Linked DNA regions of Mus musculus: region 2 is linked to region 1. The links are chromatin loops, found by intact Hi-C in ENCODE. Cell type or tissue: heart. All regions are shown on one strand. Links, peaks and the distances in the headings refer to the core of each region. The heading gives the core; the rest is flanking DNA. Region 1 holds the start of Gabbr1 (gamma-aminobutyric acid (GABA) B receptor, 1). Region 2 holds the start of Trim31 (tripartite motif-containing 31).

Region 1 (15,715 bases), core at 3,234-11,233:
TCATAGGAGAGTCTCAACAAAATGCCTCCTTTGGCCACTCAGAAAAGACAGAGTTAAAACACAAAGCAATAAAATGAGAATGTGTGTGTGCGTGCGTGTGTGTCTGAACATAGACAAATAACGAAGTCAGGCCTACAGACAGGCCTGGTATTCATTATCACCTCTGGTCATTTGCTATCAATTTGAGCAGAGATGCAGTGAGGAGGACCCAGGAGAAAAACCACCAGTAGAAAGCCCATCCAGCCCTGCCTCCCTGGTCCAGATTCCATCTCCACCTCACAAAAAACTTTCCGGGCTTCGGTCTCATAGAAAAGTCCCACGATGATTCGAGCATCTTGACGCTATAAAACAGAAACAGAGACGGAGCTCCTGAGGGATGCTAAGAGCGCCTGAGGGGTTAAGCCAGTGCTTTCTAATCGTTGATTTCCTAGCTCCAAGTGCTTAGTGCAAAGAAATGTTCAGTGAATGGGCAGTGGATAAATGTCAACTGGAAGACGGAACTAAACCTTCCCAGGAGACTGAGCCGTCTCACAGAATGAACAACTGCCTCTTCCAGGTTTTCCTCTCCAGCCGACCACCACCCACGCTGATCTCACCGTGGGCTGAGTCCACCATGCCTGCTCTCCCACCTTGCTGACCACCACCCACACCAACCCCAAGGCATGAGCCTACCATCCCTGCTCTCCCACCTTCAGGTTTTTAACAGGCACAGCTGGATCTGAGAAGAAACTCTGTCGAAAAGTGATCTCAATCCCAGCCTCTTTCACTCGCTCCTCCAGGTCATCCAGTGTCTTGGGTGGGGATAAGAAACATCAAGAGTATAGATAGAGCAGAGCTTGCGGCCAAGAACTGACCGAATACTCGCAGTGCAGGAATAGGATCTGAACCTTATTCCAAGAGCCCCTAAACCCCATGAGGAGAGGATGAAAGAAAGTGCCTCCAGTCTTAGGAGGCAGCTTCCAAGATGCATGACAAGCCCCTCCTCAAGATCTGTATCCAGGGATCCTGCCCCATCTTCCCCTCTTTGGACTTTGAGAAGAAAACAACGGGGAAAAAAAAAAAGCAGGGCAGGGTCTGGAATACACAGAATGGTGCCAACTCAAGAGGCAAGTGGGCAGACCATCAAAAGGATCACAGGAGAATGGACTGAGTCACTGAGGGAAAGTGAGAAGGGAAAATTAAAGGGCCACTGAAAATAATGAAGACTCAAAGAAGAGAAACAAAGAGAAGAATCAGGCTACTTTCTCCAGTGTGGAGCCTGGCCATTTCCTCTCTGCCTCTGCAAACCTCCCTGTCCTTCAAACTGTCTGTAAGCATCTCTCCGGGTCAACTACCAAACCCACACACTTGTCATTTGTCTCTTATCCATCTGCCTGCCCCTTTACCCTCTTCTTTTCCACTCCATTCAGCAGCTCCATATTTAGCTGCCAATCACCCTCTACCCCTGAAGGCACTGGAATCCACTACTTCCCTAAGACCCTACTTCTTAGCCCCTCTTGTTTCAACTTGGAATTAAACCTACTTTCATAGAACAGAGTCCTATCTGTCTGGGGAACAAATCGAAATGGCAGAGAGGATTACAAAAATCCAATTCGTGTGTTCCCCAGGCTACAGAAAGAACAAGCACTTCGCCCACTTGGAATGTGTTCTCTTCTGATAAACCATCACGTCCTCCCCGCAAGAGCAGATGCCCCTGGGACCTCACGCCCCACCCCTTGTCTGGACTCACTGAGGTGAAGACCTCGGTAGTCTGCTGGATGGTGGCAATCTTCTTCCAGCCCCACTTTTCGAAGAGTTTCACCCGGGTGGGATTGTGGAGTGTGGCGGATGGATGTGTCCGAAAGAACGTTGGAAACCGCTGTCGGTTTGACAAGGCTGGTGAGCTGGAGCCATATGAGAGCTGAGGCAGAAGAAGGGGAAGTGTCCGTGCAAACTGAGCATGCTAGCAGTGTCCTTACTGCTTTCTTGGCCCTGACTTTTCTCCCAGATCTCTAAACTTCCCCATCTTTGTCCTGGGAAAAGTGATTTACACACACACACACACACACATCTGTGGATCCTCACAGCCCTTCAAGAAATTCTACCAGAGGGTCGGGCAGTGGTGGTGCACGCCTTTAATCCCAGCACTTGGGAGGCAGAGGCAGGCGGATTTCTAAGTTCGAGGCCAGCCTGGTCTACAGAGTGAGTCCCAGGACAGCCAGGGCTACACAGAGAAACCTTGTCTCGAAAAAAAAGAAGAAGAAAGAAAGAAAAAAGAAAAAAAAAGTAGGCTGAGTCCTGGCAGTGGTCCCTCTCCCGAGTCCTCTAGAACATAGCCATGAGCTTTCTACTCAACCCAGCCCAAAAGGAAGTGACCCCCTGCCTTGCATACCACAATAAGGTTCCACATCCGGGCAGCCTCGGCTACCAGTGTGGACACAGAGCTGCAGCCGGGCATGAGGATGATCTTGATGGGGTCGTTGTAGAGTAGTTCATACAAGTACTTGGTGGCTTGCCCTGGGTCGCACTGAGGGAGGAAGGAGGAAATGAAGGTTGGCTCCCAAGCCCCTTACCCACACACACACACACACATACACATCTCACATTGCCTAGTGTCTTGGGCAACCTAGTGCCTTTCCTTAACTATTCACTGCCAGCACCGCATTCTTCTTCCTGTCAAATTTCTAGACTTTGCTTTTGCCTTAAGCGTCCTTCTCTTGTCTTGCATCTGGCACGTTGGCCCTACTCAAAACTGCATGCCCTTCCTTCCATATTAACACATACTCTGCTGTCTCCCACTTCTGCTTATTCTCAAACAACCCTAAGCCCACTCTCTTTGGTCATCTCTGTACCCCACCTCATCCCATGTTTATAGGGTCTGAACATCTGCTCAGGAAATACAAATACGTTCTCTGCAGATCCCTAGGCAGCTCCCTCAATGAAATTTCCACCTTCAATTTCAGAGAACAAGAACAAGATCAGTAGGGTGTCTGCTCTGCACCCTGTCCTTTCCTGCTGGGCCCTGACATTTGACGAGTCCATTAGAAAAAAAAAGGGGGGAGGGGGGAGTGCAGAAGAATCTAAAATAAAAGAGATCCAGATAAATAGACATAGAGTGGAATTCTCCACAAGCCAGATGATAGGAGAGATGCCTGAAAGAGATGAAACAGGAAAGCTTAGAGAGGGAAAGAATGGTAGGAGGGAAAATTGGGGGAGGAAGGGCCAGCCGTGGGTCCCCTACTGTCTGTTCCCCTCCTGCTGAAGCATGACATTTCAGAAGCTGCTGGAGCCCCCAAAAGAAGCAGAGAAGAAATGACAGCCAGTGGGGAGTCAGAGCAGAAGGAACAGAGACTAGAGGCACAGGGGACTGGAGAGGGTGAACTTGGTGGAGGGGGTTAGAAAGAAAATAAAGAAGGTATCTGGAGTCTGCTTGCTCCCCACTGAGGCCTGACATTTGAGACACTGTGGGGAATTGGAGACAAGAAGCCCAGGGAGCCAGGGGGAGCTGGCAAATCTGAGCACCCAAAAAAAAAAAACCCAAAACAAACAAACAAAAAAAATCATACTCTGAACACGGCTGCCTGCTCTGCTCTCCACCCTGCCAAGGGCAGGGCTCACCTGTAGGTTTGGAACCTGCTTCCTACTCAGCTTCTTTACAATTATTATTGTTATTATTTTTTACCATTAGTGGGTCCTCCCTGACTTAGAACAGATGCTGACCCCAGCTTCTCCTGAATCCTGAAAGTGTCCCTCCACTGTTTGTCTGAAGAAAGGATTTCACAGGAACAATCAGGATACTCGGAAACCTACAGTTACATAAAACAGGGCCTGTGTGGCCTAATGTGTGCACCATCTTCTGCTTCATCTCTTCTCTACCTGCTCTTACAAAAACCCCACACGCAACCATTTACCCCAACCCGTGACATTCCTAACTGACCACTGGCCAAGGATGGAGACCTACACTGCACCATAGCCTCTCCTTCATGTCTACCTTCTTCTAGTGGCCCCCACCCCTTTTGCTCCCCAACACCCCTAGGGAATCACTTGTCATGGGGGAAGAATTTGAACTCAAGTCAGGCCTCCCTTATCTTCCTGTAGTGCCCCATCTCTGATCTCTTCCCATCTCCCCCTCACAGACAATGACCTATGTTGCTCTCTAACCAGATCAAGACCCTCTCTCTTCTTCCTTCCTCCCTACCCTCCCTCACGTGTAATTTTTTTTTTTTCTTGTGCTCTGCCTCTCTTCCCACAGGCATCCTGGAGTAAGCTGCATACAGCCATCTCCCTAGGCAGGATCTCTATGGATGAAAACGAAGAAACTACTTGGGAATCCTTCCTAAGGAGTTCAAACTAGTATTTTAAACAAATGGTGTGTTTGTTCACTGATGTTTGGGACCCACAGAGAAGGCAAAAATTCAAGGGAACTTATGTTGTTGGGGGTTTTTCCCCCCTCCAAGCCCCTTCCCCTAGTGTTCTGCCAGCAGGCTCATTTCTGTCCCCTTTGGAGACACATGTCTATTTTTAGGTGCATACCAATGCTCCACACACCCCAAGAATAAAATGGCCAAATCTTCCACCTGTACAATTTTTCTAATCTCAAATCGCTGGAGCCACATGTCAGAAAGGACCCAAACTTTTGTCCTGTCAGTTCCCTCTTGGAGAGAGACTTGGTAAAGAAATCTCACCATAGACCATCCTCTAACCCCAAAATTTCTTCACCACGACCAACCTTTTCCTCTTCCCCAAAACTACATCCTGTTTTCTCTCTTTTCAGATCCACTAGGCCATAATAAAACCAAACGCTAAAATCAGGACCCCCCCCCCACCAGGTTCCACAGGAGGCCCAGGGTTCTGACTGTTCCCACCCTCCTCCCCACCCCCTCCCCGATCCATTCTTTTTGATCTCCCTGTACACTGACTCTTCATCCCCAATGCTGTTGTAGGGGTTCCTTATGGACCCCCAATACACTCACTCTCCCAGTGCCTCAGCCCACCTCTTAACCATTATTAGTCTTTCCCAGAGCTGTAGGCCATATTCTCACAGGAATCCCCTAAGAGATAGAGATGAAGAGTCAGGCAGCTTTACCTTGCTGTTTGTTTTGACAGATAAAGTAGAGCCCTCTTGCCTCTCTAAATCCTTCCCCCCTTCTCTCCATATTCCTTTCAGCCCCAACCTACGCCAAGATTTACCTTGTTACCATGGTAAATGTAAACCCCTGAGCCAGCTGCCCACCTCTGACGTCCCTTCCAGCCCCCAACCCTGGCCAGGGATAGCTTACTTTAGAGGATCAGCACCTAAGACCCCCACCACTTCTGTGAATCTCCTACTGCCTTCAAGAGAGTCGGCCTTCAGAGCCACTGAGATATCCCAAAGCTCCCGCACCTCCTGTGCGTCTCCAACCAGTCACTCTCGGGAGGGGTCTGCTTCACAGTCCCAAAGAGGATCCATAGCCCTCGCCTCCCACCACCCCGGCCACGCTGTCCCTCACCCCGACTACCTTGCTGTCGTGGTGGATAAGCTTGAGCTCGTAGTCCGGCAGGATGTCTCTGCGGCTGTTAACGTCCTCCAGCGCCATCTCCACCGCAGGCTGGCAGGCCTGGCCCCCCGGCCAGCCCCCGCTCATGGGAAACAGCGCCCCGATGTATACTGCACGCCGTTCTGAGGAGGGGTGCGGGGGGACCCTCGGGTGAGGCCGCGGGAGATGAGGGGAGTGAGAGGCCCACACCGGAGCCACCCCAGCCGCCATCACCAGCAGAAGAGGCAGCGGCCACCCCACCGGGGTACAGGGTCCCCCCGGGCCCATGGCGAGGAGGGGCGGGGGCGGCCTCCTTGGGGTGGGGGCAGCTCAGGGGGGACACTTCTTCTGGGGAAGGCTTCTGGGAGGGCGTCGGGGAGGCGCCTCCATCCCCGGTCTCATTGGGGAGGAGGGGCCAGAGCCCGGGGAAGGCAGAGACGTGGGCTTCCTAGGGCCAAGAGACGCTCGCTCCCGCCACCGCGGACTCTCCTCGCCGACTGACCGACCGACAGAAGGGAGGAGGGAGAAAAGGAGCTAGGAGGGGGGCTTGACGTCACGGGCTGGAGGCGGGGATAGGAGCCAGTGCCGAGGCCCGAAGGGGAGGGGAGAAGAGGGAGAGCGCAAGGAAGGGAAGGGTCTCTGCCTAAGGAGACTAGAGGAGAGGATAAGGATTTGGAAGGAGAGAGGATAAGCACAGAGCAAAGAGGGGAAGCGAGGGTGGGTAGGTTAGGAGAGGAAGGTGACAGTTCTGAAAGGGGGATATGGGAAGATGGAGCGAGGAACTAAGGGTAGGAAGAGCGAGAGCGATGGGAAAGGCTTTGCAGAAGGGGAGAACTGGTATGGAGAAGTGCAGCTTAGGAGAAGGATAGTGTAGTTGAGGGAAGGCTGGAAGAAAGGTGATGGGAGAAAGGGTCTACAGAGGATGCGAGGCTCGCATGGGTGGGACCAGTGAACAGGGTCGACGGAACCTCGCAGGTAAAACCTGGGTAGGGGGTGGCAAGAGTAGGTCCCCGAGGTCTGAAGGAACCCCACGAAGGAGAGATCTGGGATCCTCCGGCGCGCGGCTGCCCCCTACCGGGCTTCGCGCTAGAAAGCTGAGTCCGAGAGGAGCGCGACCCGGAGGAGCGTGGCCAAGCAGGGAAGTGGGAGGGAGCGCGACCCGCGGAAAACCGCGATTTGGCGGCAAGAAACAGGTAGGAGAGGAGGGCCCGGCCTCAAACTAGAATGGGTGGTGGGACATGAGTAACAGGACACCCACAACCTAAGCAAAGATATCCTGCTGGTGGAGGGTGAAGAGTGAGGGGATGGGGGCGGCAGTGCACGCGGAAGGGTTTCTGATCTCACCTGAGTGTGGCGTTCGATTCACTGGCAGCAGGAAAGACGGGGATCAGAGAAGAGTTACCAGGGGCGCCCAGCTTCCCAGGCCTGATCCCCAGCCCCCTCCCACACCTGTTCATGCGGAGCGGAGACTGCGATGAGGGAAGGGTGCCTGAGGATAAGAGCAAGGCGGGGCTAGGGGTCAGGACTCGTGTTTTCTTCAATTATTCAAAGGACAACAGAATTTGTTCCAGCAAGTAAAGGGGGTCGGGTGCAGCTGAGTTTTGTAGAGCTTGAATATTATATACGTATATATAAACCTATGATCTCTTTAAGAAGACAAATTACAAAACAATTGGTTTTAAATAAGTGCTGTTTAAATACCTTAGTTTAGTAAGTTCTCCAAAGGTTGGTTAGCATATGCACACAGTCTTAAGAGCTCAAAATAAGGACTTAGTCAAAATGAAGAACCCTGAAGCTTAATTCATTCCAGGAGAGAAGAGTATATATATACAAGAGTTTGGGTGCCCAGAAAAGGGAGACGTTTGCAGAAAAGACAGCAAAGAGGCAAGCAAGGGGGTAGCAAACACAAAAGCAATCAATTATTCCCTCAAGGAATGATCAAGATTGTTAAAGTATACACAAGACTCAGTCTTCTTCCATCTGCCCTTGAATTATCACTGTTCTGGTCATTCTGCCCCAATTTTTTTGCTTTTTCCATGTTTCCAATCCCATATCTCACCGACTTTTTCTAAATGTAATGTATGATTTAATTCTGAATATTTACAGCAATTCCATTATAGAGTGAATAGCAAAGGACCAGTCCTAGAAGAGTGATACAGAGGATGTTCTAAGTCTACGGGGGGTGGGGGGGGAGGGTAGTTTTTTCCAGGGAGGTGGGGAGAGCAGTTTTTTAACTTTAAGAAGCTGAGGGGGGCGGAGTTGAGATTAATGAAGGAAAAATAAAAAAGGTCCAAGATTTGAAATCAGGAAGAACACACTAAAGGAAAGGAGGGTGGGGGGAAGCCCAACAGAAAGGACCGTGGAACCAAGTCTGAGGCAGGTGGGTGGTGTAAAGATAGGTTTCACCTGCATCCTCCCAAACTCCTCCCCGACATTCTTCATAGCAACCATCCATTCCCTCTACCCACTCCCACCCCACTCCCATTCTAGGGCAGGCACCCTCATCAGCTGCAGGCAGGCAGCTGTTCCCCTCACCCTGGCAGTGGGGCTTGGGGGTGCTCCACTGGCCCTGACTACAGATGCTCCGGGAGCTGCCCACCAGATGGAAGTCGGGGTCACATCGGAAATCCACCCGGGCTCCATCCAGAGCTGGGAGGTCCCCACCCGTCAGGAAAACCTTCCCATTTTCCAGGGTCAAATAAGACTTGGAGCAGATTCGGACTGTGGAGAGACAGGAAAATAAGAAAAAAGGCAAGTTGTAGAGGATCCTTCCCCTAGGGAGTACAGAGAATTAGGTTTGGGTCTGGGTTCACAAGCATCCTGCTCCACAGGAAATCAGGTGTGCAATGTCTGTGCCTCCCTACCTCCCCGTTCTCCCCAGCCCTACCCCCCCCCCCAGTATTCACATTCCTATCAGAAAAAAAAAATAGCATTTCTATTGTAGGAACTCAAGATGGAGCTATAAGCACACAAAACAGATACTGCTCAACAGCACAGTAAAGTGGGTACTCTTCTGCCTTTGAAATGTGTGGATGGACGTAAACCTGGATGCAAGACCAGATTTGCTTTTCTTATTATGGCTGGTCTATACTACTACTAAACTGGCTTATATGGTCATTGAGTGGGAGACAAAGGTGTCAGAAAATGTAATGAAATCGTCTTATAACTTAAAAAATAATCTCTCATTAATGAACCTCAAAGGATAACTCAGATGAAAAATCAAAGTTATTTCACCCAATGATCAGTATCCTCATGAAGACGATGAAGTGAATGTGCTGGCTGCTTAGCTTGCTTCCTCCCACTAGCTGCTCACAGCAACACCCCTCCTCCTACATAGTACTCATTCATTAAACGTATTTGTGAATTTGGTTCCACTGGATTTAAATTGCTGACTTGCAAAACAACTAAGGATGGTCTGCAACTGAGAATGGAAGGGCCTGAAGGAAGGGGGCAGGGATGGTGGGTGGCTTCCCAGGCTACTCACCACAGCGACTGGGTGTGTCCATATCCGTCCAGGAGCCGTTGGCCAGGCACTTGCGCACCTTGGGCCCCACCACCTCGCGTTCGCCCCGGCACACATATTCAATCTCATAGTCCACAGGCAGGAAATTGATGGCCTTCACCTGGTCGCGAGTCAAGCCACGGTACCTGATGCCACCTTCCCAGGGCGGATGTATAATCTGGCAACCTGAGAGGGAATGGGGAGGCACAGGGGAACCGTGGGAGCGGGAAGGCAGCGCGCAGTGGAAGGGGGAAGAGCAGGGCGTGGTCAATGGTGGGGTTGGGGCAGGGGGACAGAAAAGGAGGGGCACACGGGACACACGACTGGAAGCTGGGAGTGGGAACAGTTAAGAACCCCAAGCTGCAGAACCCAGCGTCGTGGGTTAGGGCTAAAGCTGGTGCGAGAGTCCACCGGTTAAGAAGTATAATGGAGACAAATATCTAAGAAGAAATCCTAAGGGCTATAATGTTCGGTGGTTTAAATGAGGGACAGGGCCGAAGGAGAATACCGGTGAGGACCACACAAACCCACTGAACAAGGACCACACAAACCCATCAAAGCAACAAGGTGGACTACGGAAGGGGGGCGCTGTAGTAACGTGGGGCCCGGAAAGGGAGGTGGGGCTGAGATAATTCGGGGTCACAGAAAAACGGTGTAGTGTAGCAACGTGAGGTAGAGGAAATGGGTGCTGGTGGTGATGCGGAGTGACAGAAAGGAGGTCAGGAGTTGTGAAGTGGCTGCGGACCAGGATGCCAGGGATGGGGGCGGGGGGAGGTCCTGCCGCAAGAGTGATGAGGAAAGGAGACGTGCAAGGAAACGAGCTGTGGGGTGGAAGAGGTCCAGGGCGCCGGAGATGGGTGCACCTTCCGAGGTGACGTTGGGGGTCTGAGCCCCGCCAGCGCCCAGGGGGCGGAGGAAGAGAGGCACCAGCAGCAGCAGCAGCATCTGAGGAAAAGGCAACAGTGAGGGCACGGAGGAGCCCGCCGGCCGCGGCCTGGGCCAGCCGACGGACAGGTCTCGCTCCGCGCACCTCACGGGCTCCAACCGCGCGGTTCGGGACGCGAAGGGCGCCCCGCGGAGGAGGCGGGGGCGGAGCCGCACGGGCTGGGGGGGAGAGGAGGAGAGAGCGCCTGTCCCCACCCTCCTCCGGCCTCCCTCGGCCCCCCACCCTCCCGGGACTCCACCTCCTCTCAGCAGCCCCTGTGGCTAGCGCTAGCCCAGCTTACCCACGCTCAGGGGTCCCGCTACCCCATCACTCGCCTCTCGCACCCGAACCCCACGCACCCCCCGGCCCTACCCTACGTCCACCGGCCTCCTTGCCAAGCCCCGGTCGTGGGGCCCCGGTCTTACCTCGGCGGCCGGTCCCGCTCCGCGGCTCTCCCCGGGCCTCAAGGGCCCAGGCCCGGCCGCGGCTCCCCGTTCTCCCTCCCGGTCCTCCAGCTTCCCCTCCCCCTGTTCTTCTTCCACAGGAATCCAGGCTCCAGCCCGGCCGGGGTCTCTCCCCTTCGCGATCGCTACCCGCAAACCCCACCCCCGTCTCTCCTTCCCCGGGGCGACGGCGGCCGCGAGAGCACGGTGCCGGGAGGGAAGGAGGCGGCGCCGGGGACCGGGGAAGCTCTCGGGCGGAGGGAGGAAGGAGGGTGCAGGGGAAGACGGGGCGGGGGGAAGGGAGGGGGAGATCGGAGAGGGCGCCTCCCACAACCCGAGCCCCAGGAGCCGCCCCGGATCCCGGCCCCTCCCTAGACCGCCCACGGCGCGGGAGGGCGTAGAGGTAGGATGGAGGGGAACATAGGCGACCACGCATGCAGGCGGGGGACTAAGAGCTGCCGAGAGACCCGCAGACTAGACTGATGGAGACAGGAGGGGGGGCTGTAGGGGGTTATAGGACCCAAGCCTAAAGCAGAGGAGCTGGCACAAAGACAAGGAGCCTGGATGAAGGTGAAGAAAGGATGTGTTTGTACAAAAGGAAGACAGATCTGGACCTGGCGTAAGGAGGGAAGACGTCATATGCCTGGGGAACAGACCTTGAAGGGGAAGGGAGAATCAAGGGTCAAAAGGGCAGCCGATGGTGGAGGGAGCACTAGGAGAAAAATAGGATAGAAGAGCTAGAACTGGGAGCCCCGGGTGGCTCGTTAGTCCAGCAGTAGGCTACTTGCCAGCTTATGGCGGGGAGCAAGAGATCAGGGGCATCAGAAGAGATACTGAGGTAGATGGAGAAAGGAGAGGGCATAAAGAAAGAAAACCTCTACGTGAGCATGAGCCTGTATTATCAACACTCGGACCAGACCTGCCATTCTTGACTAAGGGTAAACTGGAGGCCCTGACAGAGAAGTCTGACAGCCAAAGCTCCTGCATTGCGATTGTCTGTCCATAACTTGATGGACAGAAAGATGAAAAAGGGAGTGTGGCGGGGGCTGGGGGAGGCACTCCTTTGCTGGCTAGTTCTTCCAGAGAGGTGGGTGGAAAGCAGGTATTATGAGACCCAGGAGAACCAAGGCTCTCAACCTTCAACCCTATGTTAGAACAAGTATTTGTAATGACTCCTAAACCACGAACTAATAATCATAGATTACATCACTTCCCTATGCACGTGACTAAAAAGAACAAAATATTTCCCCATCTATAAGAAGGAGCATAGCAATTTGCTACAACATAAACAGTATTTTAGAGTGAGTGCCGTTTCCCTCGAAGCAGGCAAATGCTTACACCTCTCCTTAGAGTCACAGAAATGAAACTTCTACCAACACACTGATACAGGTGCATAGCCAGTGACTCAACTACCTCCGGCATGTTGCCATCAATGTAGTGACTTCAGGAAATGTTGAGCAACTCTTGGTAGCAAAGTCAAGCTTCCCTAAACTCACACAGAACTGTAATTGCATTCCTAGAAAGTTCGCTGCATATTCAGACCATTAAAAAAAAAAAAAAGACTATTAAGTTCTAGGCTCAGATAATTAAACACAAGTTTTTACCTACATGAATGTCCTGGGGGACTTCTGAAAATCTGGATAAAGAGAGAACTCTTATCTGGCAGGAGGACAGCTTTTACACAGGTTCTACCCATATGTACACCCCCTCTCACAGTTCTAAATACAAAAAAAAAAAAAAAAAAAGCCCCACAAGCTTTTAAATGTTGCCTGGAAAGAGTCTGAGAACCACTGGACTAAATAGTGAGCAAAAGAGAGTAGGAAGGAGTTCTAACCACCAGAAGAGACAGCCACCCTCCTCTGAGTGGCCTGCCCTCTCAATAAGACCAACTGAAGTTATGGATACCAGTGAGGGAAGTTTCTCAGATAGTCAAAAAGAAGAGCTACCTGGCCGGGTGTGGTGGTGCATGCCTTTAATCCCAGCACTTGGGAGCAGAGGCAGGCAGATTTCCGAGTTCGAGGCCAGCCTGGTCTACAAAGTGAGTTCCAGGACAGCCAGGTCTACACAGAGAAACCCTGTCTCGAAAAAAAAAAAAAAAAAGAGCTACCTGACTCTGACTGACTCTCTGCCAGGCCTTGGCTAGTTCTTCTAGCCAGGTGGTATCCTGTGGTCCTGGCAAAGCTGAGTTCACAAACCCCTCCCCAAGTCCAGCAGGACCCTGCCTCAATGCAACATCTGAGCAAGCATGCTCCCTGGGATCACAGACTACTCCCAACATCTTTGTGTAAGCACTCTGATTTGCTTGCCTCTAGAGCATTCTGTAGCTGCCATTTCCTCCTTTCATACCTTTTCACCCTCCAGTATACTTTCCAGAGTTCCTTATCCATGTTCCTCGGGACACTTGTTTAGATTCTTCCTCAAACCACCATGTGTCAGCCCTGTTCTTCCCACAGATATTGTACCTAGCAGGAGATACGATGTCGGGAATGAATGTAGAGCCTTGAGCCCTCTACTTCCTTCTTTTCCTTCTAAAAACAAAAAAAGCAAAAGCTTCTACAGGTGAGCCTTTGCAATGCTACCTCCTTTGTGTAGTTTTTGTTTGTTTGTTCTGTTCTGTTCTGTTTTGTTACCATTTTCCATGGAAAGAGGCGTTTCTACTCAGATTCCCTATGGAATGGCCAACCTTCTTCTTTATCGTGCTTCCCAAATTCTCCTTCTGATGCCTTTCCCCCATTCTTTCTCTTCCACCCTAGAAAACACAAAGCTTAATTATCAGAAGGCACGGAAACACAAGAACCAAAATAGCCCAAGTTGTTGATGATCTATAAAATTCTGGGCTCGGGGGCTGGCAAGATGGCTCAGTGGGTAAGAGCAATGACTGCTCTTCCAAAGGTCCTGAGTTCAAATCACAGCAACCACATCTGACGCCCTCTTCTGGTGTGTCTGAAGACAGCTACAGTGTAGTTATTTATAATAATAAATAAAAGTTTGGGCCAGAGCAGGGCAGGATTGACTGGAGCAAGCAGAGGTCCTAATCCCAACAACCACATGAAGGCTCACAACCATCTGTACAGCTACAGTGTACTCACATACATAAAAATAAATAAATCTTAAAAAAAAAAAGCAAAAAAATTCTGGGCTCTTCTGGTAGATGATATCTCATTCTCAAACCACCACATGAAGTAAATGGACATTCATGCTCTTGTATTCAATTAAACTGCTTTGGAGAAGGTGAGACAAAGCAAGGATAGCATAACTAGAAGTCAGCCCAGCCAATATTTGAACTCCAGCTTCTTACTTTGCATCCAAAATTAATTTTCTTTCTTAGACAGTCTCACTGTGATCGTTCTCATTTGCTTGGCCCCAAGAGTGGCACTATTTGTAGGTGTGGCCTTGTTGAAGTAGGTGTGTCACTGTGGATATGGGCCTTAATACCCTTGTCCTAGCTGCCTGGAAGTCAGTCTTCCACTAGCAGCCTTCCAATGAAGATGTAGAACTCTCAGCTCTGCCTGCACCATGCCTGCCTAGATGCTGCCATGCTCCCACCTTGATAATAATGGACTGACCTGTAAACTGAACCTGTAAACCAGCCCCAATTAAATGTTGTCCTTTATGAGACTTGTCTTGGTCATGATGTCTGTTCACAGCAGTAAAACCCTAAGACACTCACTGTGTAATCTTGGCTGGTTGGAACTTGTTGCCTAGAACAGGAGAGCATTTCACTTGCAGCAATCCTCCAGCCTCCACCTCTTGAGGGCTAGGGTTATAGTTATGTACCATTATATCTAGTCCATATTCAAATTCTTCATATTGCATTTCAAGGTTTAGTTTTGCCAGGCATCATAGTACATGCCAATAACCCTAGCACTTCGGAGGATGCTGCTGGAGGACAACTAGGTCAAAGCCAATCTGTGTTACATAGAGAGTGTGAGGCCAAACTGAACTACAAAAATAAATAAATAGGTTAGAATTTAGTCTTTGTTTTGGGTTTGTTTATCTGTGTAGTTGTGCTTTTATTGCTTTGAAGTGTTGGTTTTTAGGTACTGCCTGCTAGTTTGTCTAAGTTCAAACTTAGGTCAGGTTCTCTTAAATAGAGTCAGAACTTAAAAGATTTGGCCTCTCAGGCCCATCTCTATCACACTGTGTGCATTAGGTCTCAGCATATGAATTGGAGGAGAAGGGTACACACACATTCAGACCACAGCAAGTATGTATTCGTAACACTTCTGGCCTTGTTCTTTGTTCCAGCCTAGGGCATAGGAAGATTGGTTATACTGCTGTTGAGCCTTTGCAACTATACACAGGTAGGTCTAACCTAGAATTCACAAAATTTCAGTGAAAAAAGACAACGCCACCGTGAAACCCTTTCTCTACCTCACGTCTCCCTGTCTCGGGGACACTCAGAGCCAATAACCAGGTTACCAAGTTGGCAGTGTGAATTGGCTCTATAAATAATGTCTCCGCGAATAAGTGCTTATGTAATAAGTGAATGGGCACAATGTAATTAAGTTTTAGAGTAACCAAGGCAATAATAAATCAGGAAAGCTTATCTTTACAGTATGGATGCGTATAGGCTAACTGACCTTGACCAGGCTCAGTTTTTACCAATACAAATTTAAATTAACAGACTTTTAAATATTTCAAAATAAATAAGAATATTATATATATATATATATATATATATATATATATATATATATGTATGCATATACATGTACACACACACACACAAATACACGCATATGTACTTAAGGCCTGAGTAAAGGTACTTGCTGCCAAACCTGACAACCTGAGTTCAATTCCCTGGTCCTACATAGTAGGAGAGAAATGAATCTCAAAAGTTGTTCTCTGAGCTCTATACACCTCTTGCAGCAGGCAGGAAGGCAGGCAGGGTCATACACACACACATGGGGGCGGTGTTAAAATAGAATTAAAATGTAAATAAAAGTAAAGCAAAAACACACCAGGCTAATAATACTCACAGTACTCAGAATAAGAGTAAGAAAGAAAAAATTATGCTATTCTTTCCCTATTTTCTTTTTTTAAAGATTTATTTATTTTATTTATATGAGTACACTGTAGCTGTCAGACATATTAGAAGAGGGCATCTGATCCCATTACAGATGGTTGTGAGCCACCATGTGGTTGCTAGGAATTGAGCTCAGGACCTCTGGAAGAGCAGTCAGTGCTCTTAACCGCTGAATCATCTCTCCGGCCCCTCTTTTTCCTTTTTTAAGTGTAGCAGGTATATACAGTTTATTACAGAGTAAAGTGGGGCGGGGCATCCTCAGCGGAAGAGACTAGACAACATCCAAAAGGACCACTATGCACTCTCATGGAACTCTGAGAA
Region 2 (15,715 bases), core at 4,146-12,145, 150 kb after region 1:
GTGGGTTTGTGTGTGTGAGTGCAGGCCAGAGATATCTGGACCTGCTGGAGCTGGAGTTACAGGTGGAGGTCAGAGGAAACCTTGGGAGGTTTGGCCCTGTTCCTCCACCCTGTGGGTCTTGGGTATGGAACTTGGGTCCTCAGGTTTGATGGTTTGTCCCTTTGCACAATGAGACATTTCTCTGGCCTTGAGGTATACTTCTAAGTAACAAATGTGTCCTAGGTTATAGTTCTACACTGTGAGCTGGGTGTAATGGCACATGTTGAAATCTCAGCTCGTGATTAGGGAGTAGGAAGATTCGATGATGTCATCCATGGTTACATAACAATAACCCATTCCAGGCCACCCGGGTTGCAGGGGATCCTGTCTCAAAAACAAGAAAAAGTTCTACATTTTGTGTGACTCTCTTTCTTTTTCTTCTTTCTTTCATGTGTGTGTGTGTGTGGGGGGGGTGGTGGTGGTGGGGGGTGGTGGTAGGGATGGTGGTGGTGTGTGTGTGTCCAGGCTAGCCTTAAACTCTAGTGCTCTGGGAAGTCCTCCCAATTCTGATTTGCTAGAATTACAGGTATGAGATATTATCTTAGTTAGGGTTTCCATTGCTGTAAAGAGACACCATGACCACGGCAACTTTTATAAAGAACAACATTTAATTGGGGCTGACTTGCAGGTTGAGAGGTTCCATCCATTATCATCAAGGCAGGAGTATGGCAGTATCCAGGCAAGCCTGGCAAGGGAGGAGCTGAGAGTTCTACATCTTGATCTGAAGGCTACTAGGAGAAGACTGACTAAGGCAGCTAGGAGGATGGTCTCAAAGCCCATACCTACAGTGACACACCTACTCCAACAAAGCCACACCTTCTAGTAGCACCATTCCCTGGTCCAAACATATTCAAACCTCCACAGATAACATGCCCAGCTCTTTGAGACAGTCTAGATCTTTGCTCATGCTAGCTTTGGACTAGCAACAATCTTCTTACCTCCGCACCCTGAGTTATAGGTGGGGCTTTGGTTCTCAACCTTCCTAATGCTGTAACCCTTTAATACAGTTCTCATGTTATGGTGACTCCCACCCCATACCATAAATTATTTTCATTGCTAGTTCATAACTGTAGATTTGCTACTGTTATGAATTGTAAAATAAATATTTGATATTTCTGATGGTCTTTTGTGACTCCTGTTAAAGGGTTGTTCAACCCCCAAAAGGGGTCATGACCCACAGGTTGAGGACCTCTGGGTTAGGTGAAGAAGAACAGCAGTTGGTGGATTATTTCAGGAAAGTATGTGATTAAAAAAAAAAAAAAAAAAGCTGGGGGTGGTGGCGCACGCCTTTAATCCCAGCACTCGGGAGGCAGAGGCAGGCGGATTTCTGAGTTCGAGGCCAGCTTGGTCTACAAAGTGAGTTCCAGGACAGCCAGAGCGATAAAGAGAAACCCTGTCTCGAAAAAACCAAAAAAAAAAAAAAAAAACCCAAACAGACTTTAAAAATGAGGCTTAAGGGGCTGGAGAGATGGCTCAGAGGTTAAGAGCACTGACTGCTCTTGCAGAGGTCCTGAGTTCAGTTCCCAGCAACCACATCATGGCTCACAACTGATGCCCTCTTTGGATGTGTCTGAAGACAACTACAGTATACTTGTATTCATAATAAATAAATAAATAAATTCTTTCTTTTTTTGTTAAATGAGACTTATTAGGAGAAAGGGCCTTGGGTGGAAGAGCTATAGAAAGAAATACCACAATATGTCAGAGACAACAGAATGGAGCCTTATGGGGAAGGAGAGGCTACTCTCTGAAACCTGGTGAGGAGCTTTATCAAATGTGATACCTTAAAGTAAGAAAGATAAGGGTCATGGTTGGGATGATGGCACTGAAGGGAGTGTCAGGGAAATTTCTCTAAAGGAAAGTATCTGACTATTATATCAATTCAGGAAGCCCATAGGCTTTTTCAAAATTTAGATTTATGTAACAAAAGGCATTGAGCAGCCAGGTATTTGGAGCTGTTAGACCATAATGTAACTCAGATTCTTAACTGTCTTTTAGAAAACTGGTGTGTGTGTGTGTGTGTGTGTGTGTGAGAGAGAGAGAGAGAGAGAGAGAGAGAGAGAGAGAGAGAGAGAGAGAGAGAGAGAAATAGAGAGGGAGAGAAATAGAGAAATAGAGAGAGGAGAGAATCTATTTATTCACATAGGACTCACCTTTAGTAGCTCCATGGATGATGATTGCAGCCTTATTTTCAAGGATTTAGTGAGCTTCCTTAGAGAGTTCAGCTGCTTCTCTGTCACAGTGACATATTGTCTCAACTGCTTGGCTCCCTGCTGCTCCAGCCAGTCCAGCCTGGACAGGAGGAAACTCTCTTCCTCATCTAGTCTCTGGCGCAGGAGCTTGAATTCCTCATGGATCTTTAGTTTCTCTAGATCCACCTGGGCCTGGGGACGAAGGAGAGGATGCAGATATGAGATGACCATGAGAAGGGTCCTCCAAGCCTCCTTTAAATTCATAATTCCCATCCTTCTTTTTCTTTCTAGGCAGAGTCTCACTATAAAGCCCTAGATAGCCCAGAACTCGTTAAGTACAACAGGATAGCCCTGATTTCCACCTGCCTTTGCCTCCTAAGTGCTGGAATTAAGGGCGTGCACCACCACCTGGCACCACTCATGCTTTAAGAGTATTTAAAGATTACACTGAGACCAATTCAGAAGAGCTTCTGGGCATACCTGTTGGAAAGGGGAAGCAAAGTATTTACAGATTTAGGCCAGATGGCATGCTTTCATTTGCCTTAAGGCCACCAGCCAGATGTGCTGGTGCACAAGTAGGCAATCTCAGCACTTCAGGAGGTTAAGACCAGGCTCAACTACTTGAGCCACCATCTCCACAAAAGACAGACAATATGACCATTGAAAACCCAGGGTAAGGGTGGAGTTCAGTTGATGGAGTGGTTGCTTGGCATGGGTGAAGCCCTGGGTTCAATCCTCAGCACTGTATAAACTGGGCATGCTATTATAGCCCTGTAATCCAGCACTGGGAGAAAGACAGAGGCTTGGAAATTCAAGGCTATTCTTCTCTACAAACAATTTCTAGCTTGGGCTAGATCAGATTCTCTGTCTAGGAGCTGGAGAGTGAGTTGTTTAGACCACTTGCTGCTCTTGCAAAAGACTCAGATTCAATTCCCATAACCCACAAAGTATCTTATGCCCTCTTCTGGTCTCTACCGGTAGGTACCAGGCATTTATCTGGTATACATATTTTATGTTAGCAAAGCATTCATTCATAAACAATAGATCTATAAATAAATAAATAAATAAATACATAAATAAATACATAAATAAATAAATAAATAAATAAAAGATTGTCTTAAATGTCAATGGGAGAAAACCACAAACAAATGAATGAAAGAAAGATAAAGAAAGAAGGCTTTTCAGCTTAACTGCCTTCATAACTGAATTTTCCGTGGATGTAACAAAAACCAGCCAGCCAAGTCAACAGCATCTGGGAGATGGTGATGGCATTCCCAGGGGGCAGGGTCAGCATTTGGGATGTAAACCAACCAACAAACGAATAAAATAATGCTTTCAACTCTTCCAGAATTCCGTTCCTAGCATCTGTGTAGGGCAGCTCACAAGTGCCTGTAATCCCAGTTCGTCTGGTCTTTTCCAGTATTCACACGAATGGCTTTTACTCATATGCAGACACATACATATACACACATATAAAAATAACAAAAATAAAACTTTTTTTAAAACATGCAAACAAAATGAGGTGGAGATGTTCAATGGCGTCATAGTCTCTGTCGTTTCTTACTGTGGGAGTCTCTAGTTAGAAAGGGCTTGGGTGAGCCAGTGTGTGGGTGTTCTCTACACAGCCTGCTGTGGGTGGAGGAGCAGAAGACCTGGCACAGCATTCAGGCAGTAGTTAGCACAGCTAGGGAGCTTGGCTCGGGAGCACGGCTCAGGCACCATACACCCTCTGCCCTGCCCCTCACCACCACGTCAGCAGGATTTTATTCCTGCTTGCTGTATAAAGGAAGGCTAGGAGCTTCATCAGCAATGCCTCAGTTTCCCCAGAAGTGTTTGGAATGAGCATTTCTTACCCTGAACGCCCAGATTGCCCCTTCACCTTGTTTTTTCTCTTCAATTATTTTCTTGTCCTTTTGCCCCAAATCTTGGGCCTGTGACTCAATCTGCACCTGTAAGGAGAGGGTGCTTCAGCCAGGCTCTGACTCTTGAGAGGCAGGGAAGATGTTCCAGGGTACTGATGTCATTATTAGCAGTCCTCCCTGGCCCCCATCTCTCGATAGGAACAAGGAGGTGATGGAAAGAAATGGAACTTTAGTGACTTGAGAAAATACTACTAATGATCATTTGGATGGCGCTTTGGTATTCTCAGGGGAAGACTTCTCCTCATCCGTCCTATCACATTCTTTAAGAGATAGGTTTCATCTGCCTCACAGAGAGGCAGGGCCAGGACCAACCAGGGGATGGAGCTCTGTGGTAGAAGAGCACTGGCTTATCTGGATGTCTCAGGCTCTGCTTTGTAAGTTAGCAGTGGCTGGACTTGAATGAGACCTTCTGAGTTAAAATTTGCACTTAACAAAGAGCACACATGAGCTGGCCCATAGTCCCCACTACATATGTATCAAAGAACCACCGTGTCTGGCCTCAGTGGAAGGGGATGCGTTTGGTCTTATGGAGGCTTGATACCCCAGAGATGGGGGATGCTAGAGGGGTGAAGTGGGAATGGGTAGGGGGCATTACCCTCTTAAAGGCAAAAAGAAAGGGTGGGATAGGGTGGAAAGATCATGGAGGGGAACCAGAAAGGGTAATGTTTGAAATGTAAATAAAAAAAATAATTAATAAAAAATTATGTTTAAAAATTAGTACATTATTAATTGTGTGTGCAAGTTCAGCAGAGTGCTATGGTGTGTGTGTGTGTGTGTGTGTGTGTGTGTGTGTGTGTGTCTGTGTTTATGTGTATGAAGACAACTTTCAAGGGTGAGTTCTCTCCTTTTATTTTGCATGTCCCAGGGATCAAACCAATTTTCTCCTTCTACTATGTGGGTCCTTATGGTCAAGACAGGCACTTTTACCCTCTGGGTCATTTCGCCTGCCCCTAGAGTACTATTCTGATTCTTCGTCTTGCTTTGGTTACAGACTGGCATTTTCTAGAACTCAATTCTTTGAGCCCACTGGACCTGGCTATAAATGGCCAACTCAAGTACAAAGAGTACAGCAATGGGTGTCAATCAACTGGGGCCTCCCCAGTGAACTCTACTCTGCTGGGCTGGGGGCAGAGAAGGGCCCAGGTGCCTACCTTGTAGTTCTGGGCAGCCTCATCTATCAAGGTGACATTGTGAGACTTGTGGTCCTTGGAGTCACGACACACCACACAGAGGAATGCCCCATCCTGCTCGCAGAAGTAATGTAGCTTTTCCTTGTGCCTCTGACATCTTGAGTCTTCCTTTTCTGCTTGGATGTCAGCAGGATCCATACTTTGGATCTTCTCTGCAAGACTAGCCAGCAGCTTATTGGGCCTGAACGTATTCTTATTCACAGAGAGTTTGCAGAGAGGACATTGGATCTTTTCTGACGTTTTTCCAACCTGACTGATACACTGCAGGCAGAAGTTGTGCCCACAGTCAATGGTGACAGGATCTTGTAGAATTTCCATGCAGATGGGGCAGGTCACCTCCTCCTGCAGTTGGCAGGCCAGAGGTTGGCCTGCCATGATGGAACAGCAGGGCTAATCTGAGATGTGAAAGTACAGAAATCCAAGGCCTGGTGCTTGTAAGAGAGAAGGAAGCAGGAGGCAGAGGTTGAAGAGTATCTCAGGGAGAGGATTAGAGGAGAATGAGGGAAGGGGGGGTTAAATAAATAATGACAGAAAAGAGTCAGCGATAAATGGGGAATATTCTAAAGAGAAGAAAACAGATGGTCAGTCCTCTCTCCCTGTCTCTCAAGAACAGAAACCGAGAGTGCCTGCTGCCTATAAAGTAGAGCAAGACTTCCTGGACCTTGAACTAATTAAACATATCTTTCTGAAGCAGATTCAGAGAACAGAAAGACGAAGTGACAAAGTCCACTCAGGTGTAATTGGGGAGTGGAACTGATCGCTGGCAGCCCCAGGAAGGCTTGTTACCACCCCAGCAGATCTCTCACTCCCAGACCCTGCCTTCTGTTGGGTATTCCTTCCTGTCTCTGGTACCCCAGCATCTTTGAGTCATCCTTTGTTCTGTTTGGCCTGTCTGTTACTTCCTCTGTCTCTGTACTTCTCAGATTCCCCACCTACCCACACACACACACATCAGCTTGCCTGACCTGTGGACTTTAGCTTGACAAGGAAAGTATCAGCCAGGGTCACCGACATTTCCATTAGTAGCTCAACACTTCTTAACCCTTCCTCTTGCTCTTTTGTGCCCAGGAAGACGGTGCTCCCTCCTTCCTCCCTCTCCATCCCCACTAACCTCTCCTCTCTTCTGTTCTGTCATTAAAACCCAAACTGTTAATTTTTAAATAAAAATGTTTTAGATTTGTGTATTTTAATTTTACTCACATGAAAGTTTTGCCTGCACACACACACGCACACACACACACACAGAGTTAGTATTAATTGTATGCAAATGGTATGGGACCACCCACTGGAGCATAGGCCACTACAATGCCACAACCCCAGAAACTATCAATTGCCAATAGCTCCTCAGTGTGAGGTGGGGCCATATGAACCCTTTCCTATTTAGGTTGGAAAGTTGACTGGCCTGGTCTTATACAGGCAACCAATGTGTTCATAGGGCAAGGCCATTGGCAGGTCACACAGGGTGTGGAGGATTTTATGGCTATAGCCCCAACAATAGTTCCTTGTCATTTGCCAGGGACAGTCTTGGCTTTACCTTTGTCCCCTCATAAATGTCAACAGCCCTTCCTTTCATTCTCAAAAGTATCCACTCATATTATAGAGGTTACTTTGATTACAGCAACTACTGAAAGCTGAACACTTTCAGAAATACTACACCTACACTTCTCAGCCTTTTGGCTAAGATCAAGTGTAGAAATACCAGACCTCAGGCCTGTCTATTTCATTCACTTTAAGGTTGAATTAAAGCAAATATTTTTGTAAGGTTTTATAACTTGCATTCATACTCAGCTGTCAGATCTAGAGGTAAAATTTAATTTATTTTAAATTAAATCATTTCTTTGATTTAAAAAATTTATCTTCAGTATTGCTATTAGTAATTTTTTTATGTGTATAGGTATTTTGCCTGGATGTGTCTGTGAACCACATGCAATACTCATGGAAGCCAGAAGAGGGCATCTGGGTCTCCTGGAGTTGGAGTTACAGAGAGTTGTGAGCTGCCCCTTGGTCACTGGGAATATAACCTGGTTTCTCTGGAAGAGCAGTCAATGCTCTGAATCATCTCTCTAGCCCCCAGAATTTAATTTTCAGGCAAGTTTTGTTTTGTGTGTATTGTGCTTAAAAAACAATGACAAATCAGAATACGCTGATGAGGGTGCCTCTTTTTTTTTTTTTTTTTCCTTTCTTTTTTGTATATATTATTTCACTTACGTCTCACTTCTAAATCTTCAATATCTGTTGTTCAGGGAACTGAGCATGTTTCAGGGTCACCTAGAATGTGTAAGACCCAAGGCACAAAGACAGACATGCATGAAATCCCAGCACTGGGAAAGTAGAGACAAGAAGATTAGGAGGCTGAGTCCACACTGCCCTTACAGAGGGCTATTTCTCCCCAGCCCCTGTTTAGAGATTTTTTTTTACATGGATTTGGGGCGTTTTGACTTTTGCCTCTGCAGAAAACCTTAAGTTTTTCTGCCAAGTACTGAAGGTCAATGACTTGTATATTGTTAAATCCCTATTGCAATGCTAAGGTGCATTGTGAGACTTTCTTTGGAGATGCAAATATTTTATCAAAGTCAACAAGAGTTCAAAGGGTCCTGTGTACTCATGAAGCTCATCTGTCAATCAACCCCTTAGTAATGTAGACTGTAGGGGCGGGAGAGGTGGCACAGCGGTTAAGAGCACTGACTGCTCTTCCAGAGGTCCTGAGTTCAATTCCCAACCACATGGTGGCTCACAACCAACCGTAATGGGTCTAATGCCTGTTTTGGTGTGTCTGAAGACAGCAAGAGAGTCATACATTAAAAAAAAAAATCTAGAATGTGTTTTTTTCATTTGAATTCAAACTTTAATTCAGTGTTTCTCAACCTGTGGGTCTTGCCCATCAGAAAACACATATTCCCAATGGCCTTAGGAACTGAGACACTGCTCCTCCATAAAATTACAATTATAGCAACAAAATAATTTTGTGGCTGGAGGGTCACCATAATATGAAGAACTGTATTAAAGTAAACTGTATAAAGAACTGTATTAGGAAAAGTTGAGAACCACTGCTTTAATTCAATAGGTTACTATTTTGTTAGGAACTGAAAGACTTTATTTTCTTTAGAAAAAAAAAACGTTTATTTGTGTGTGTCTTGTGTCTGTGTATGTATGTGCATGAATGCATATGTGTGGGCGTCTGTGTATGTATGCCACATGTGCCTGTGGAGCTCAGAAAGATGAGTCTGATGCCTTCAACTGGCCTAATCTGCGGTTGTGAACCAGCTGGTATGGGTACTGGGAACTGAACTTTAGTTGTCTGGAAGACCAGCAAGTGTTCTGAACTGGTGAGCCATGTCTCCAGTTCAAGATATTTTGTTATAATATAATAATCTATCATTTTTCAATCATTTATCATTTATCAATTTTCTATCAATTTTTGATGTCATAATAACCTCCACTGAATTTATTGAGGAATGTAAGAAGTAGTTGTATCCCATGATACATACACTGCACTCCTGAGAAAGAACCTTTTAGACTAGACACAGATGAGACTGGTTTATCCACAGATTTACGGTGTTTCTCATCACAGGTCTTCTGACTTTACCCTTTAGTCCCTGGTGTCAGGTGAGTTATCAGCAGGCATTGTGGAAAAGCCATTTTTCCATGGAGCCACAGTTGGCACTAACCCAATACACACTCACCAGATACCTTAGTAAATGCAAACCACACAGGCCCTCTTTAATCGCTCGTACTCTGAACCCCAGATGCCAATCATTACAAGGAAAAGCGTTGGGATGAACCAGCAAAAGTAACTATGAATACATTTCACAGGACTGGAGATGGTTTAGCGATTAAGAGCACTGGCTGAGCTGGGCAGTGCTGGCACACACCTTTAATCCCAGCACTTGGGAGGCAGAGGCTGGCAGATTTCTGAGTTTGAGGCCCTCCTGGTCTACAGAGTGTGTTCCAGGACATCCAGGGCTACACAGAGAAACCTTGTCTCGAAAACAAAATAAAAGAGCACTGGGTGTCTTCTGGTGTGTCTGTAGACAGCTACAGTGTACTCACATACATAAAATAAATGTCACACACACACACACACACACACACACACACACATATATATATATATATATATATATAACAAATTTTACAAAAATCAGATGACTGTGTGAACACACAGTGAATGCCCATCTAGGGCCTTAGAAAACGCAGTGCAAAAGTGAGCACCTTGGCTGTGGATGCCACACACAGCCACGACATAACTCAGCTCTTGCCGAGCTCCTGCTTCTGTCTAACTCCTCCCCCTAACTTACTCCCTGCACTTGCCAACTCCTTTCGCTTCTTCTCTGGACCCAGTGAGTTTGAAAGCTCATATATTGCTCTATTTCAAGGAAGTGTATAATAGCATAGCCGTATGCTTTTGTTGACACAGGTGTGTCTAACAAGTCAGATGATCCTACCCATTCCACTCAAGAGGTAGAGATAGACATATCTCTTCACAGCATCTATAGCCCAGATGTCCACACTGCTCCATCTGCTGTGTTTTTTGGATGTCTCCTAAGACTGTAAATAAGGATTATTTATCTAGTGAATGACTAATTACCTCAATATACTTTGTGCTAATTAGATTTTTGTTTGTTTTTGTTATAGTGATAACACTTACAATCTATTCTCGTGCACTTTAAAAAGACTGTGACCACCACAGCTTTGGACCACAGCTTCCTGACTGTCTCCCGGATGATGAGATCACAGGCATGTTCTACTATCCGCTGATTGATTTGGGTTTAATATTATTGCTGTTGTTGCTTTTGGAGATCAACCTGTGTAGCTCAGGCTGGCTGGCCTCCCACTCACGGTACAACTTAGAATGATCTTGAACTCCTGTCTTTAATTCCTTCTTGGTCTGGGATCACAGGCACAAGCCACCTCAACTTGAGTTCGGTTTCTCATGCTTTGCCCTACTCGAGACCTCTACTGAATGTTTGAGGTTGTCCCTCCAGGCCATCAGGTAGAATTCAGGGGCTCCTGCCAAGAGCCCTCCATGTCTCCTGAGTCCCAAGAGCTACCTCATTTTTTCCGAGATCTGTATGCTCAAATTTAGAGCCTCATATCTTTCTGTGGTTTTCCTCATATCTTTCTGTGGTTTTCCTAAGTGCTCTCTGGATTGTGTAGCTCGGTATTCAACATGGTGGCTGGCAGTTCCCCGGAGCTGGTGTTTACATTTTGGACAGAGGATGGGGCTTATCAAAGGACACAATTGCAGAGCGGATAGGTTTTCTCACAGATACACTCTCCTCCTTGGTACAGCCTCAGGTTGGCCTCCAGCTCAATATATAGTTGAGGGTGACCTTGAACTTTTGATTCTCTGATATCCACCTCCTAAGTGGTGGGATTAAAATTATTCATCCATCATGCTCAGCTTTATTACTGCTGGAGATCAAACTTCATGTTTGCCAGGCAGAGACTCTACCAACTGGATACAGTACAGACCTCACAGCCAAATTTTTTCTGCTCTGCTGTGTGTATGTACATGTGTGTGTACTGTGTGTGTGTGTACACTGACCCCATCATATCCTATATGGGATAGGGACAAACTTCAAGAGTCTGTTTTCACTTTCCATCTGGTTGAGCCAGGGCCTGTCTTGTCTTTCTTTGTTGTGCAGAGTGCTCCAGGCTAGCTCCTGAAAGCTTCTGTCTCCCATCTTGCCTTGGGAGTTCTGGAATTGCATGTATGCACCACCACATCCAGCTTTTTAAATGTGTTCTAGGGATGGAAACATATCCATCTAGGTCATCAAACTTGTGTGACAAGCATTTTTGTTTATTGAGCCATCTCTCCAGTCTCCGCCATAATTTCTAAAAAAAAAAAAAAAATAGCTTGGGAACCTGGTGAATAGCTCAACCTAGGAGCACTCGTTGCTCTTGCAGAGGAATCAGGTTTGGTTCCCAGCACCCACATGGCTCACAATTGCCTATAACTCCAGTTACATAGGATCTGAGACTCTCTTCTGATATCCATGGACATTATGCACAAAGTTCATATACAGAGAGAGAGAGAGAGAGAGAGGCAGAGAGAGAGAGAGAGAGAGAGGCAGAGAGAGAGAGAGAGAGAGAGAGAGAGAGAGAGAGAGAGAGAGAGAACAGGGCAGTGGCCCCAGCTTCCATTCCCTTAAAGGAGAGATTCTGAAACCAAGTCCTAACTTGGGAGGCAGCACCACCTACTGTCCGTGAAGGCACAATGCTAAAACATTTGACTGAAGGAGCCATGGCTCTATTTTGGGCACAGTTTAGCGTAATTCTGACTAGAACAATTTAGAAGGAACACTGAACTTGAGCTCATGAGATGACATATAAGGAAGCTCATATAAAAAGTTGATAAGGAGATTAAAACAGGAATCAAGTGGGGCTAGGGCTGGGGTGGTGGTGGATTCAAGGCTCCATTAACTAGTAGTTAACTAATGGGTGTTAACTACAAGAAGGAGAGTGAATTCTGAGCCTGGCTTTATTGTGTTCACCTCACTGTACAAGGAAAGAATGTGATTAAGTCCCGAGGTTAATTAAATCCTCTAGCCACATAGTTTCCCTGTATCGGAAAAGGAACCAGGAAACAGAAATTCTTAAAGAAGAGTGGCTTTGTTTAGTTTGGCCAAAAGAGAAAGAAATACTCTTACTCCCCTCCTCTTCTGAAGCAGTCTTATAATTCTATAGCTGAAAGGAGCAAGGTCAGGGAATACGCATATGCTAATTTAATAGGAAGTGAGTCTAGCTGCGGGGACCTCCTTTTCTGACTGGAACGAGGCTTCTCCTTTCCCTCCTCCCATGGGAGGCTCCTAGAAATTCTTTAGGGACTGTCTCAGTCAGGGTTGCTACTCCTGCACAAAACATCATGACCAAGAAGCAAGTTGGGGAGGAAAGGGTTTATTCAGTTTATATTTCCACATTGCTGTTCACCACCAAAGGACTGGAACTCAAGTAGGCCAGGAAGCAGGAGCTGATGCAGAGGCTATGGAGGGGTGTTACTTACTAGCTTGCTTCCCCTTCTTGCTTTCTTATTGATCCCAAGACTATCAGCCCAGGGGTGGCATCACCTGCAATGGGCCCTCCCACCCTTGAACACAAACTGAGAAAATGCCTTACGGCTGGATCTCATGGAGGCATTTTCTCAAGGGAGGCTCCTTTCTCTGTGATAACTCCAGTTTGTGTCAAGTTGACACACAAAACCAGCCAGTACAGTGTCCATTAGTCTGGTAGCCAAAGGAAGGGATACCCTGACTCTCCTTAGAGCATCTGGTCTCCCACCAGAATGAAAATTCCAACATAATCAGAGATGAGGAGGAACCAACGGCCATCAGAGAGAATCCAAGGTGGGCCAGTAATGATCCCAAGTGTCAATCACCACTGCACATGAAAACTGATAAAATATCACGAGGATTAGTTTAGAATTGTCAATACAAATTCAAAAAAAATCTGAGTGATAAGGCTTAGGATGTTGCTCAGAAGTGGGGTACTTGTCTGGCATACATGAAACCCTGGGTTCAACCCCCAGCACTAGTGGCTCACTCCTGTAATTTCAAAACTTGAGAGGCGGAGGCAGGAGGATCAGAAATCAAAAATCATCCTCACTTACATAGAGAGCTCAAGGCTATCCTGGGCTACATGAGACCCCGTCTCAACTGTGACTACACACACACACACACACACACACACACACACACACACACACAAAAGAGAAAGAAATGCTTCTTGTTGTAGTCACAGTTAGGTTAACATAGATCCATTTTGTTTGTATTCAGACAACTTAGACATTTCTCACACAGGACTGCAGATTCTGAACGAAAGGCTTGAAGTACCCAAATTAGGCTAAGTTTACAGGGCATAAAATGATGGGAAGATATCACTCTGCCTCCCCCAATGCAGCATGGGCAGCAGTCTTTATAAGAGGAGCAGTAAAACTACCTAGGGCATCAGGGAAGAACACCTTTGGGTATGTCAATAAGGGTATTTCCAGACAGACTTAAGTGAGGAGGGAAGACCTGCCTTCAAATGGGTGGTATTGTTCCATGAGCTGGGATCTAAAGGGGGAAGTGGGAGAAAGCCAGCTGAGCACCAGCAGGTATCTCTTTTAGATTCATGATCCACCCAGATGTGAACAACCACCCTATGGTCTTTCAGTCACTCCTGTCTCCACACTTTCTCTACCATGATGAACAGTAGCCTCAAACATAAGCCCAGATAAACCCTTCCTCCCTTGGTTTACTTCTTGACAGGTATTTGGTCACAACTACCAAAAGAGTAACATATACCTTGTGGTATCCTCCAGGTACCGCCACTGTTGAAGCTGGGACTATTAAGGACAATTATGTGGACCGTCCTCCGCATCACCCAGGTGTCACGGTCATGTGACACATCTAGAATTTGTGGTTCCACATGTGTGAGGTTCTTGGGGCTCATTCTCAGTTGGTGATATTTGCATTCAAGTTCTGTGAGATTTGCATTAAAGGCACTGAGACTTTCCTCTTCCCCGTAAGAAAATATGCCACACCCTGCCACAAAGTTCATCTCACTGTTCAGTGAGTGCAGCTCATGGGTATTTTCATTTCCCTGATAATTCACTGCTGAAGCAGGAGGAATCTCTTCACCTTCTCCCTAGTTTCACAGGCATGTGAGTGTATATAATTGGCATAATTCAAGAAGAACCGGCTCATCTGCTGGTCTTCTCCCTAGGTCTGGAGACCAAGAAAATGAAGTTGAAAAGGAGAGATTTGAGGTAGGGTATTAAGAGAGTAATTTTGGGGAGGGTGCTCAAACAAGAAGTGGGGTAAAGAAGAGGAGGAGGAAGAGGAGGAGGAGGCACTTCCTTTTTTAGGTCATCCTTGGAAGTTGTTTGAAAGGAAAGGACAAAGTAGCGTCATATGTTCTCTCTCTCTCTCTCTCCCTCTCTCTCTCCCTCCCTCCCTCCCTCCCTCCCCCTCCCTCCCCCCTCTCTCCTGTTCTCTTTCTCTTTCAACATGACATCATTGCACTCTTGGATAACTTGATGGTTAATAAAGGGTCACTGACAAGGTTCCACCTTAAGAGGTTAGTGGTATCAAACAGCAGCAGTGAGCCCTGTAGGGAACCAGCCCCAGAGGGGACACATAAAGTTCTGTCTGAATTCTCCCTGCCAGCCACACAGTAGAGACTGTCAGCTTGTCGTTGATAGTTTACTTCTGGCCATGACCGTAACAAGGTGGCCTAAAATTTAGCTTTAAACTGTAAAACGATTGCACAGAAAACTCTCAAAACAGAATTGGGGTTTGGAGCTCCTGCTTCCTCCAGGTCTGTGGAAGAATTGTATAAGGAATAGTTTCAAGTTTAGCAAATACTGAGTTTTTTTTGAAATCCCTGCAGGATTGTGTCTCTTATAGTCCAGACTCTGGACTCTCTGATAGTGGACAGTGGCCTTAAGTCCAGGCCCCAGTCCACTTTATCTTGCTCCAGATCACCTTCTACCGAGCCCTTTCACATGGGACAATCTGGCCTTCAAAAGACCCAGTGGGGAGACTAGTGAGGTGGGACCATGGGCTCTCTTGACAAGGACAACCAGGACATTTGTCCTATCTGCCTGGATCCCCTGAAGGAGGCTGTGAGCACCGACTGCAGACATCTCTTCTGCCGCATGTGCCTGACCCAGCACATGGATAAGGCTTCAGTCTCTGGGATTCTCAGCTGCCCAGTCTGCAGGAAGCCATGTTCCGAGGGGGTCCTTGGAGACAATTACATCTGCCACACCCACCAGAAGAGGGTGCGCAGGTTCTGTGAGGCTAGCGGACATCTCTTGTGTGAGGAATGCCTCCAATCCCCTGAACACCAGTCCCATACTGAACTCTCCATTGAAAATGCCATCAGCCACTACAAGGTAAGCTTGTGTCACCCCATTGGACCCTTCCTAAGTTCAGATCCTCACAGAGGCTTGGTAACTGACACTCTCCTTTGACTTTTCTGGTCATCCAACTTGGGGCCTTGGTCTTTGCTTTTCTGTGTGCCTCTCTGCTACTATCAGGGTTTCCAGGTCTCCGTGTATCGATGTAGGTGATCCTGCTACTATGATGGTGAAGACCCAGGAAGTATGGGCCACTGTGTTTACTCTTGCTGTACTAGATAATGTATTAGTTCATGAGATGCTGTGCTGGATAATGAGAGGCTGTATTACATAATGTACAAGTTAATGAGATGTTGTACTAGAAATGAGAACCACTTCTTGACTAAGATTATATTGGGTTCCCTGGTGGATGGTCCTAGAAGCTAGTCTAGACATGTCATCAAGTTTTATCTGTGCTGTTATCTTGTAAAGATTTGAAATCTGAAAACTTGTACACGATGCCCTATTCCCCTCTCCCCCCTTTCC

The links. Peaks named below come from ENCODE experiments on the same cell type or tissue, not always from the same donor. Only the 100,000 strongest peaks of a DNase experiment are listed, where the experiment ranks them.
Region 2: a loop joins it to region 1, with 3 times the contacts of the local background. A loop is called at or near these places in 8 of 42 quality-filtered maps.

Annotation. Positions count from the first base shown.
Region 1 is chr17:37,040,922-37,056,636 of GRCm38, reverse strand. Gabbr1 (gamma-aminobutyric acid (GABA) B receptor, 1) reads right to left here and starts at 10,671. Exons shown (of 23, transcript NM_019439.3): 1 at 10,348-10,671; 2 at 9,861-9,942; 3 at 8,980-9,183; 4 at 8,031-8,216; 5 at 6,840-6,860; 6 at 5,478-5,638; 7 at 2,372-2,506; 8 at 1,730-1,900; 9 at 690-791; 10 at 276-341. The coding sequence starts at 9,942. In heart, for the core only: CTCF peaks have their summits at 6,566 (motif pointing left) and 8,461; DNase peaks (open chromatin) are centred at 6,026, 6,526, 6,896 and 10,616; H3K4me3 peaks cover 4,639 bases; H3K27ac peaks cover 2,719 bases; H3K27me3 peaks cover 1,144 bases.
Region 2 is chr17:36,888,357-36,904,071 of GRCm38, reverse strand. It overlaps Trim31 (tripartite motif-containing 31), which reads right to left and starts at 5,942. Exons shown (of 8, transcript NM_146077.2): 1 at 5,305-5,942; 2 at 4,085-4,180; 3 at 2,193-2,423. The coding sequence starts at 5,718. It overlaps Trim40 (tripartite motif-containing 40), which reads left to right and starts at 13,947. Exons shown (of 6, transcript NM_001033235.3): 1 at 13,947-14,095; 2 at 14,379-15,226. The coding sequence starts at 14,888. In heart, for the core only: CTCF peaks have their summits at 7,275 (motif pointing right) and 11,566 (motif pointing left); no DNase peak of the experiment used is centred there; H3K27me3 peaks cover 382 bases.